Linked DNA regions of Homo sapiens: region 2 is linked to region 1. A link is a loop called in an ENCODE intact Hi-C map of the cell type or tissue named here. Cell type or tissue: heart left ventricle. All regions are shown on one strand. Each heading gives the region's core, and the rest is flanking DNA. Links, peaks and the distances in the headings are about the cores only. Region 1 holds the start of MIR200C (microRNA 200c). Region 2 has its middle 14 kb from the start of LPCAT3.

What was found. Peaks named below come from ENCODE experiments on the same cell type or tissue, not always from the same donor. Only the 100,000 strongest peaks of a DNase experiment are listed, where the experiment ranks them.
Region 2: it touches region 1 in a loop (2.6-fold over the local background); 10 of 110 quality-filtered maps call a loop at or near these places.

What each region holds. Positions count from the first base shown.
Region 1 is chr12:6,963,300-6,968,668 of GRCh38, reverse strand. It overlaps PHB2 (prohibitin 2), which reads left to right. Exons shown (of 10, transcript NM_001144831.2): 4 at 74-258; 5 at 648-777; 6 at 890-993; 7 at 1,421-1,498; 8 at 2,169-2,245; 9 at 2,753-2,758; 10 at 2,957-3,342. The coding sequence ends at 2,984. It overlaps MIR200CHG (MIR200C and MIR141 host gene), which reads right to left. Exons shown (of 2, transcript NR_135032.1): 1 at 5,321-5,369; 2 at 4,222-4,468. MIR200C (microRNA 200c) reads right to left here and starts at 4,970; the gene lies at 4,903-4,970. MIR141 (microRNA 141) reads right to left here and starts at 4,572; the gene lies at 4,478-4,572. It also overlaps SCARNA12. RefSeq lists enhancers at 1,106-1,606, 3,678-3,727. In heart left ventricle, for the core only: CTCF peaks have their summits at 3,184 and 3,409 (motif pointing right); DNase peaks (open chromatin) are centred at 3,428 and 5,211; H3K27ac peaks cover 522 bases.
Region 2 is chr12:7,030,028-7,035,396 of GRCh38, reverse strand. It overlaps the pseudogene RPL37P20. Among named protein-coding and RNA genes, the nearest start is that of LPCAT3, 14 kb to the right of the region's middle. In heart left ventricle, for the core only: no CTCF peak of the experiment used is centred there; no DNase peak of the experiment used is centred there.

The DNA.
Region 1 (5,369 bases), core at 303-5,302:
GAGGAACATGAAGGAGAAAATGCTTGGGAAAGGGTGTTTGGCCTTGACCAGCCACTGCTGACCTCAATCTCAGACCTACAGATGGTGAATATCTCCCTGCGAGTGTTGTCTCGACCCAATGCTCAGGAGCTTCCTAGCATGTACCAGCGCCTAGGGCTGGACTACGAGGAACGAGTGTTGCCGTCCATTGTCAACGAGGTGCTCAAGAGTGTGGTGGCCAAGTTCAATGCCTCACAGCTGATCACCCAGCGGGCCCAGGTCTGACTCCCACCACCATCTGCGTGGTGTCAGCCTTTCCTTCCTAGGCCCAGAGTATTGGGAATTAGGAAAGGCAGCTTATTAGAAAAGCATTGTCACCCTAGTGCCATTTCCACCTAAAAGCTGTGCTAATTGCCACTGTGAAATAAGGAGAGCCAGCATTAGAACTCGATAGCACTCGGTGTTAGGAAGCACAGAGGAAAATGGCCAAGTCTTGGCTTTTCCTGCACCTCTTCGAGCAGAGAGGCTTATGTTACAGGTTTGCCTGACAGGAAGCTAAGGCAGTGCATGTTGTATTGAGAGTGAAGGGTTAGGGGTCGCAACCTTCCTTTCAGCTCCCCAGTCCCCTCAAACCACCCCTCCCTTCCCCTCTTCACCCCTGCCCTCAGGTATCCCTGTTGATCCGCCGGGAGCTGACAGAGAGGGCCAAGGACTTCAGCCTCATCCTGGATGATGTGGCCATCACAGAGCTGAGCTTTAGCCGAGAGTACACAGCTGCTGTAGAAGCCAAACAAGTGGGTGAGTCGCAAGAGCCGTGGGGTGAGGGCTTCTGAGATGCAGGAGGAGGAAAGACTCCATGGGTGGGGCTCCTGACCCAGGACAGGGTCTCCCTGACTCTCTCCCACCACAGCCCAGCAGGAGGCCCAGCGGGCCCAATTCTTGGTAGAAAAAGCAAAGCAGGAACAGCGGCAGAAAATTGTGCAGGCCGAGGGTGAGGCCGAGGCTGCCAAGATGATATCCTTCTGCTGGAGAGATCTCAGCCCAGCCCCTAGGGCACCTGAGTTCCCCATTCTCCTTCATGGGCAGGCTGATGAGACTAAGGCGAATGCGACTCCGTGCTCTCTGGCCCTTGGCTCCTTGTTGGGGGTGGGGACTACAGATGAGATCTGAAATCTTAGTGGTAGTACCTGAGCCATGACTCCCCACTGTAAGGCCAGATCAATAGCATTGGTGGCCTTGCCTTCATTTCTGGTGCTGCCCCTAGTTCCTGGCAGCAGCCTGCAGGGAGGCCCACAGGTGGGGTCCACGGTAGGGCTGGGCACAAGCCACCTGAGCGCAACCTTGGATCTGACAGCCCAGAGGAGGACTGGAGCAAGGGAGTGTGGTAAGGACAGGGCCAGGGATTGAGACCTGCCCTTGCGTGTACCTTAACCCTCCTCACCTTGGAGAAGCACTGAGCAAGAACCCTGGCTACATCAAACTTCGCAAGATTCGAGCAGCCCAGAATATCTCCAAGACGGTGAGTGTGTCAGCCCAGCGTCTCTGATGGGGCTGCCTTGAGAAAGTGCTTTCAGTTAAGGCACATTGAGGTGAGGGAATTCGAACCTTGCTTGTTCCGGTTTCTACTCAGATTGGCTTCTCTGGCCGGCGCGGTGGCTCACGCATGTAATCCCCGCACTTTGGGAGGCCAAGGTGGGTGGATCACCTGAGGTCAGGAGTTCGAGACCAGCCTGGCCAACATGGTGAAACCCCATCTCTACTAAAAATACAAAAGATAATGAGCCCGCTGTGGTGGCGTTTAGCTATATTCCCAGCTACGCAGGAGGCTGAGGCAGGAGAATCACTTGAACCCAGGAGGCGGAAGTTGCAGTGAGCTGAGATCATGCCACTGCACTCCAGCCTGAGCAACAGAGCAAGACTCCGTCTCAAAAATAAATAAATAAAAAATTGGCTTCTCCGATACTCCTCCTGTCAAGAATGATTCCTCTGGGTTCCCTGACCTTTTGTTCTAATCATAGCTGCTGCTCAGCGCTCTGGATCCCTAAGTGCGAGCAGAAACCATGTGTTACTCATTGCTGCACCCCTGCCCTAATCTGCATGTGTTCCATGTTAAGTAGCTGCTGAATTGCAGGGGTCGGAATTGAGGTCTTTGCTTAATGCAAGCATCTGTCTTATTTCCTGCCCTGTAGATCGCCACATCACAGAATCGTATCTATCTCACAGCTGACAACCTTGTGCTGAACCTACAGGATGAAAGTTTCACCAGGTGAGAGATGTGGCCACACTGTGGGGTATCACCAAGAACGTGGGACCTGAGTCTGGTTGTTTGGGCTCTGGAGCCTGCTACAGCTATTCATATGGCTCAGAGACATTGAACCAAAATTAGAAAAGGGGGTGGTTGACAGTTTCTATCTTGCATCTCATAGGATTGATTTTATGAGATCAAATAGGATTATTCACATAAAAAGCACTTTAATTATAAAGTTTTCATCTAACCAAAAAGTGATGAAAGATGATACTCAGTTTTCTTACTCAAGAGCCCTCAAACTCCTCTGGTGAATGGAGGGATGTTAGGAAAGGAGATGAGAAATAGCAGTGGCCATGAGAACATGCCTCCTCCTTTCATGAGCCTGAGATTCCTGGCTGTCAACCCTGTTTATCTTTTCTCTTGGGAGCAAAGGAGGGTTCAAAGCTGAGTGGGGCCTGAAGCTGTCAATTAACATGTGCATTTCTCTTCTCTGTTTCTTGTTCATCTGGCGATCTGGCACCACAGGGGAAGGTAAGCTGTTGTTGCTTCTGTGGGGTCCTGCAGGCCACCTTCTCCAGTACCCGCCTCCTACCCTACCCCCTTTCCCACCTCCCCGAAGACAAACCCTCAATCAGGGTAGGAGGGTCGTAGAGGGAATGGCCTAGAGTGTCCTGCCTCTCACATTTATGTCCCCTAATAATGTCATTATCTATCTTTTTTTTCCTACAGTGACAGCCTCATCAAGGGTAAGAAATGAGCCTAGTCACCAAGAACTCCACCCCCAGAGGAAGTGGATCTGCTTCTCCAGTTTTTGAGGAGCCAGCCAGGGGTCCAGCACAGCCCTACCCCGCCCCAGTATCATGCGATGGTCCCCCACACCGGTTCCCTGAACCCCTCTTGGATTAAGGAAGACTGAAGACTAGCCCCTTTTCTGGGGAATTACTTTCCTCCTCCCTGTGTTAACTGGGGCTGTTGGGGACAGTGCGTGATTTCTCAGTGATTTCCTACAGTGTTGTTCCCTCCCTCAAGGCTGGGAGGAGATAAACACCAACCCAGGAATTCTCAATAAATTTTTATTACTTAACCTGAAGTCAAGGCTTCACGTGTTCATGAACTGGGTAACTGGCAGCAAGCATGCGCACGTTCACATGTGCGCTCCTGGGTCTGTCTTTGTGTGTGCCAGCAGGGGGCGCAAAAGAATCTGGCTGGGGCGGCTAAGGGGAAGCAAGGCCTGGGCTCCGAAACAGGACCCAAGCTGGGAAGGCTGGCCCTGAGTTCTCGAGGCCCAGCTGTGCTCTTCACACACCCTCCATTTCTCCCACATCACCCATTTTTTTAAGGCTGGACAGCCATGGCTTTGCTGAGCCAGATTAAAAATCTGATGACCCCAACAGGAGCTGCTTCCTTGGCAGCAGGGTTCCTTGTGGCTGTGGGGAGCCTGCCTGTGCCTGTTGAGGCACTTCTGTGCCCAGAAGCCCAGTGGATCGCGTGGCCTGCTGTAGGCCCCCCAGACTCCATTTCTCAGTCACCAGGCGTGAGGAGCTGCTAGCTAACAGGCCTCCCCTGGGGAGGTGGGCTTTTCATGCCCGCAGTTCCGGGGCCAACAGAACAGGTGCCTGTCTGTTCAGTCCACAGATAAGCTGACACTTATCTTCCCAAGACAGGCCTTCCCGAATCTCAGGCACCAGAGAAACAGAGCCACCGTTTATACCTGAATCTCCCACTACTGCCCATTTCCCATCCCTGCGGGGAGACAAGGAAGATGTGGAACTCAGACAAAACATAGGTGCAAAGTATGTCCAGGAACTGCCAAATGCAGATAGGGCAGCAGGTGGATCTGAACAGAGGGACTGGGTTAATCTGCTTCGATTTTTAAGATATTTTTCTCTGCTTGGGGTTGAGTATCATGAAAGACAAAGCAGACGTCGCAGCCCCAATCCTGAGTTGCTGGGAGGCTAAGATGAGATAAACAACTAGACAAAAGACAGGTCAAGTGACTTGGATCAGTCTTCCTCATGTTCCCCTTCACACTTTATTTATTTCATGCTCCCAAGGCGGGAAGACAATGGAGGTGCCTAGGGAACCAGTGTTTCCACATCTTGCTGCAGCTGTAAAGGCAGCCATTTTGTCTCCTTCCCATTGTTCCCCTTTGCCTAGTGATTCGTCCCCCATCCAGAGGGGTGAAGGTCAGAGGTTGTTGGTCAGTAGTCCTCCATGGTCTTCAGGGCTCCCTGAAGGTTACTGCCGAGAGAACCCACCCGGGAGCCATCTTTACCAGACAGTGTTAGGAGCTTCACAATTAGACCATCCAACACTGTACTGGAAGATGGACCCAGGGCCGGCCGACAGAGAACTACGGTGCGCGCTCACCAGTTGCTACAGGGGACCCTGGCCACAGGCCAGGTGAGGTCTCTTGAGAGGGGGCGAGCCAACCCCAAGCTCAAGGTCGACTGTGGGTTCTGGATCCACCAGGTGACAAATCGCACTGGGTGGGAGGAGGGGCTGGGGCCCATTGTGTCCCTTAGTGGCAGCCAGCCAACAAGAACCACCCCTTGTGCAACGCTCTCAGCTCAAGACGAGGGGCTTCCGGGGTGCGTGGGAAGTGGGGAGGGGGCTGCAGCCAGCTAAGGGCTGGGGACCTGAGGCGATGGATGTTGCTGACACAGGGACAGGGGCCTCCATCATTACCCGGCAGTATTAGAGACTCCCAACCGCACCCAAACACTGCTGGGTAAGACGAGGGCCCCCGCCCAGCCCGCCCACCTTGGGTCAGGCAGCTTCAGGCCCAGGATCCCTGCGGAAAAGCTGCAGATCCCTGGCTCCCATCCCCCCACCACCCGAGTCCCTGGGGACACTTCCTGGTGAGCCCTGCTGCCCGCCACCAGCCACACCCTGGGTCGCTGATCACGAGGCCCAGGTTGCAGTCCAAGCAGGCCCTCCGAAGCCCCTCGACCGTCGGCCCGCCGCCTCTGAGCCACCTTCCCCTACCCCCGGCAGCCTTTCCCGACCCGCGACACACACCGATTTACCCACCCTCATCCCCCCTCTGCAGTCCCAAGCTCAGCCCAGGACCTCTCCCCTGGTGGCCTTTACCTGTCACCGGGCCCACCTGCCCCCAGAGAGTGGGTGCTGGGGAGACGAA
Region 2 (5,369 bases), core at 87-5,086, 67 kb before region 1:
CACCAACCAGCCCAGTAATTCCCTTCTTTGCCTGTTGATTCAGAGGTATAAGGAGGGTGAAGTGACTGGGTGGCAGTCTTAAGATCCAGTTCAATTGAATCATTGCTGTCTCTTGGTGGGAGAATTATTCCCATTGGAACTAAGACCAGTAGACTGGCATAGCATAAGGTTTCAGAAACAGGAAGCAAAAATCCTGCTAGTGGGTCACTAGAGATAATAGTGAGTGGTGCTGCTCCCTTTTCCACCCCTTGATTCCTGAACCAGTGAATCTTGGCTATGGGAGAAACAGCACCATATGATGGATGCTGATTCAGAGCACATTTAGCCCCCTGGAGAACATATTGCTGCAGCCCTGCAATATATTGCCATCTAGCTGGTGCTGTAACTGCATCTTCAAATAATCCTATCATCTTATCAAGCCCATTGGTTCATGAAACATGGTAAGACCAGTGAATTCCATGAGGATGGGCTCACTGCTACACTTCTTTTGCTGAGAAGTGAGTTCCTAAATCAGAAGCAATGCTGAGTGGAATATCATGACAATGGATAAAGCATTCTATAAGTCCACAAATGGTAATTTTGGCAGAAGCTGTGTATGTAAGGATGGAAAATTGTTATCCAGAGTAAATTTCTGTTCCAATGAGAACAAAATACTGCTTCTTCCAAGATGAAAATAGTCTAATGTAATCAATCTGCCATCAGGTAGCTGGCTGATCATGCTGGGAAATGAGGCCATATCAGGGACTCTGTGTTGGTCTCTGCTGCTGGCAGATAGGGCATTCAGCAGTGGCTGTAGCCAGGTCAGCCTTGGTGAGTGGAAGTCCATGTTACTAAGCCCATGCATAATGTCCATCCTGGCCACCATGGCCACTTTATTCATGAGCCCACTGGGCAACGGCAGGGGTTCCTAGAGAATAAGGCTAACTGGTATCTACAGAATGGGTTATCCAATCAATTTATTATTTTAATAGATAACTTCTGAGATTACCCTCTAGTAAGCATTCACATGGGACACAAATATCTTTATTTTCCCATTCAAGATGTCTATCCATATACCTCTTCCCCAAATTTCCTTGTCACCAATTATCCAATCATGTTCCTTCCAAGTCCCTGATCATCCATCCAAACCATTGACCACAGAACATGAATCAGAATATACTTGCACATCTGGTGTCTATCTTTTCAAGAAAAGTGAACGGACTTAAACTGCTTAAACTTCTGCCCACTGGGCCACGTGCATGGTGCAAGCCTGTAATCCCAGCAACTCAGAACGGTGAGGCAGAGGATTGCTTGAGCCCAGGAGCTCAAGACCACCCTACGAACATAGCTGACACTGACCCTATAAATTTTATAAAAGTAACCAAGGAAGAAGATAGGGGATAAATGAAAATTAACCCAGCTTGCAGCACACTCAGCATTGATCAATAGGTCAGCCTGCTCCCTGATCTGCTTCTTCATGGTTGTTTGGTGCCTATTGTCCTAAAATCATGTAGACCTTAAATTATTCCCCTAAACTATCCTATAGATAACACCTAAATATTATGAAACATTAAGATTTCCCTTTGAGCTAGGTGAGGCGGTTTGTGCCTGTCATCCTAGCACTTTGGGAGGCTGAGGTGGAAGGATTGCTTGAGCCCTGGACTTTGAGACCAGCCTGAACAATATAGTGAGACCTTGTCTCTAAAATTAAAAAAATTAAAAAAATAAAAAAAATTCCCTTTGAGATGGTCCTTCAGGTCCTGCATTCTGAGGAAACTATTCAGCTGAGAACCCCATGGCCACCAGCTGATCTGAAAGATTCCACTGACTAACTTGGTCTGAAGGGTCCCACTAACTCAACTGGTCTGAAGAATGCCATTCATTCAACTGGTCTAAAGGACCCACTGACTCCAGTGGATCTGAAGGACCCTACTGATACTAGCTGATCTGAAGGATCCCACTGACACCAGCTGATCTGAAGGACCCCACTGACACCAACTGATCTGAAAGATCCCACCGACTAAGCTAGTCTGAAGGGACCCACTGACTCAGCTGATCTGAAGAACCCCACTGACTTAGCTGATCTGAAGAACCCCACTGACTTAGCTGATCTGAAGGACCCAATTGATACCAGCTGATCTGAAGGACGCCACTGACTTCAGCTGATCTGAAGAACCCCACTGACACCAGTTGATTGGAACGATCCCACTGACTCAGCTAGTCTGAAAGATCCCACTGACTCAGCTGATCTGAAGGACTCCTCTGACTCCAGCTGATCTGAAGGACTCCACTGACTCCAGCTGATCTGAAGGACCCCACAGACACCAGCTGATCTGAAGAACCCCACTGACTTGACTGGTCTAATAGACCCCAGTAACTGAGCTGGTCTGAAGGACCCAACTGACAGCAGCTGATCTAAAGGACCCCACTGACACCAGCTGATCTGAAGGACCCCAGCTGGTCTGACTCAGCTGGTCTGAAAGACCCAATTGATACCAGCTGATCTGAAGGACCCCACTGACTCAACTAATCTGAAGAACCCCATAATGCCAGCTGATCTGAAGGGACCCACTGACACTAGCTGGTCTAAAGGACCCCACCGACACCAGCTGGTCTGAAGGACCCCATGAGGAGCTGACTCACCAAAGAATGCAGTTTCCACGTCCTGATTATTTTATCTCTCTTGTGCTGCCCAATCAACGATCCCAATTCTCCAGCCTCTCATCCTCCACAATCCCCTTAAAAACCCCAGCTCAGAACTCCTAGAGGACATGAAGTTGAGAATCTCCTCCCAGCTCCGCATCTGGCTGCCCATGATAATTAAATGTTTTCTCTTCTGCATCCCTGCTGTCTCACTGTAATTGGTCTATTACTGTGCAGGAGGCATATGAACCTGTTGGTCATGTAACAAAGTGAGATCCCATCTCTTTTTATTTCTTTTTTAGATTTTGTTAAACCATGGCATTTATTGACAAATAATAATAGTGACAATAATAGTGAAAAATCATTGAAATTCTTCAGATAAACTAGTTGCTGCAATAGCTGCTCTCTTGGGTTTAGGTGGTGTTCCTCCACAGAATCCATGCTTGAATCTGTGGTATACAATTTTCAGGTGCTTCATGCAATCAGTCCTGGTGGTATTTTGTCTTTTAGCCTTTGCACTCCAGTTACACTTTCTCTTGCACTTGGCAGGGTAGTCATAGTTGTCACAAGTAGACTTCTGAAGGTGCTAGGCCTTAGAGCCATGGCAGTGGCACAACATGTGTGTCTTATTGCAATGCTTTCAAAACAATGACGTTCCCTTCATCATCTCACTTCTGCAGGCTAGACCAAAGAGACTGGAGACCTTGTCTCTTAATAAAAAATTTAAAAATATAAGTTATGTCCACTGAGAGTGCTTTCCTTCATCACTGTCCTTCAGGGATGTCACAGAAAGGGGCTGTAGTGCTGCAGCACTCTTGGGTGGTGCATATGTTCATGCAGAACCAGGCCTAAGTCTTCCCTTCTGTCAACTGATCACAGGCAACTCCCCATTAAGTCACAGGGGCAATCTAGGAGACAAATGTAGTGTAGCAGTGATGGTGGCATTGGCCTGTCTGGAGCAGCCACTGTGGGAATGCTAGCTGCAGTGGGAAAGGTGAGTCCAGGGCTGCGCACACTGTGAAGCCAGTGGGGGCTAGAAACATGCAGGAGCCCCGCCCCCTACTGAGTTGGCAGGGCAGGAGCCCTGGACTCCTGGGTGCAGCTACAGCCACCCAGCCATGGCTCTGGACCAGGGCATCCCTGTCCTCTCAGTGGGCCAGGAAGCCACTATGCTCCTTCAGGCTCAGAAGTGTCTGCTCTTGCTCCCTGGCCTCTCCCCTCTCCCAGCACACGCTCCAATTTTGGAGCAAAGTTGAAGCTGAGCCTGGTGTTGTCACAACCCTGTGGGTGTGCACATGATCAGGGCACCACCAACGTGCCAGCCCCTCCTGCTTCAGTTCTCTCCAGACTTTTGGGCACCAGTGAGCACAGGAGGGAGACCAAGGTGGGGGCGCCAAGGGAAGCTCGGTACAGGCCTCCGGGCACCCCTTGGTACAAATAGCCTGGGTGGCACGTTGATGGTGGCAGGAGGCAGACAGGCTCCTGGGTGAAAAGGGGTGGGTCTCTGATGAAACCCCACCTTCAGGCCAGGGATGTCCTGAAGCCAGGCTGCCAGTTCTGGGTGGAGTCCATGCCCTGGAGTGAGAACTTATGGTGCTTTTTCCAGGCCCACCCATAGCCACCCATGGACAAATCAGCACATATTTCCTCCCTTCTGAGCCCATAAAACCTGGACTCAGCCAGATGTGAATAGGTGTTGGGACTACCAGTTGCAGAAAGGGGCTACCCACTACAGGTCTCCTTTCTGCTGAGAGCTGGACAGCCATTGGGCCAACCTACCTGCAGAAAGGAGCTACCCACCATGGGTCTCCTCTCCACTGAGAGCTGGACACTCATCAGGATGACCCACCCACCTGTGGAAAGGAGCTACCCACTACAGGTCTCCTGAGAGCTGTTCTATCACTCAATGAAGCTCCTCTCCACCTTGCTCACCCTCCAGTTGTCTGCATACCTCATTTTTCCTGGATGCGGGACAAGAACTCAGGACCTGCTGAATGGTGGGACTGAAAGGGCTGTAACACAAAGAGGCCTGAAACATGGTCCCCTGCTTGCCACATTGTGGGTGACAAGAAGGAGAGAAGAGCTGTGGGGCCCTCCAGGGAGCCCAGACCTAGGGGCTCCATGAGCCAGGGCTGTGACACCCTCTTTGGGGCTCTACGGTTCCTGGCGTCTCCAAGCTTCTGGGCACCACCATGTTCCCCTTGTCCAGACACGTGTGGTATAGCTGGTCCAGCTGCAGCCTTGCATGGAGCCAGCATCTAAAGCTGCCACCTGCCCTGCCGCAGCAACCTGCATGCCTGACTGTGTGCAGTGGCTAGACCCCACACTCACTCGCTCACATACCCCTTGCCACTCTGCACCTGGCTCACCCTTGGCAGGTGTGGGATCCGGGCCAGTAGTGTGAGCTGACCACAACCTGCCAGGCCAAGTGGGCAGAACAAGCCCAGTGGGCATGAGCAGTACTCGGGCAGAAGGCACCACCAGCCACAGAGGTTTCCAGTGGGCAAAGTGACACCCCAAGGATCCCGTGACAACAGGAGGCGCGACAGTGGACATTTGGGCCACTTCTTTTTTTTTTTTTTTGAGACAGAGTTTCACTCTTGTTCCCCAGGCTGGGGTGCAATGGTGCGATCTCGGCTCACCAAAACCTCCGCCTCCCGGGTTCAAGCGATTCTCCTGCCTCAGTCTCTCGAGTAGCTGGGATTACAGGCATGCGCCACCACGCCCGGCTAATTTTGTATTTTTAG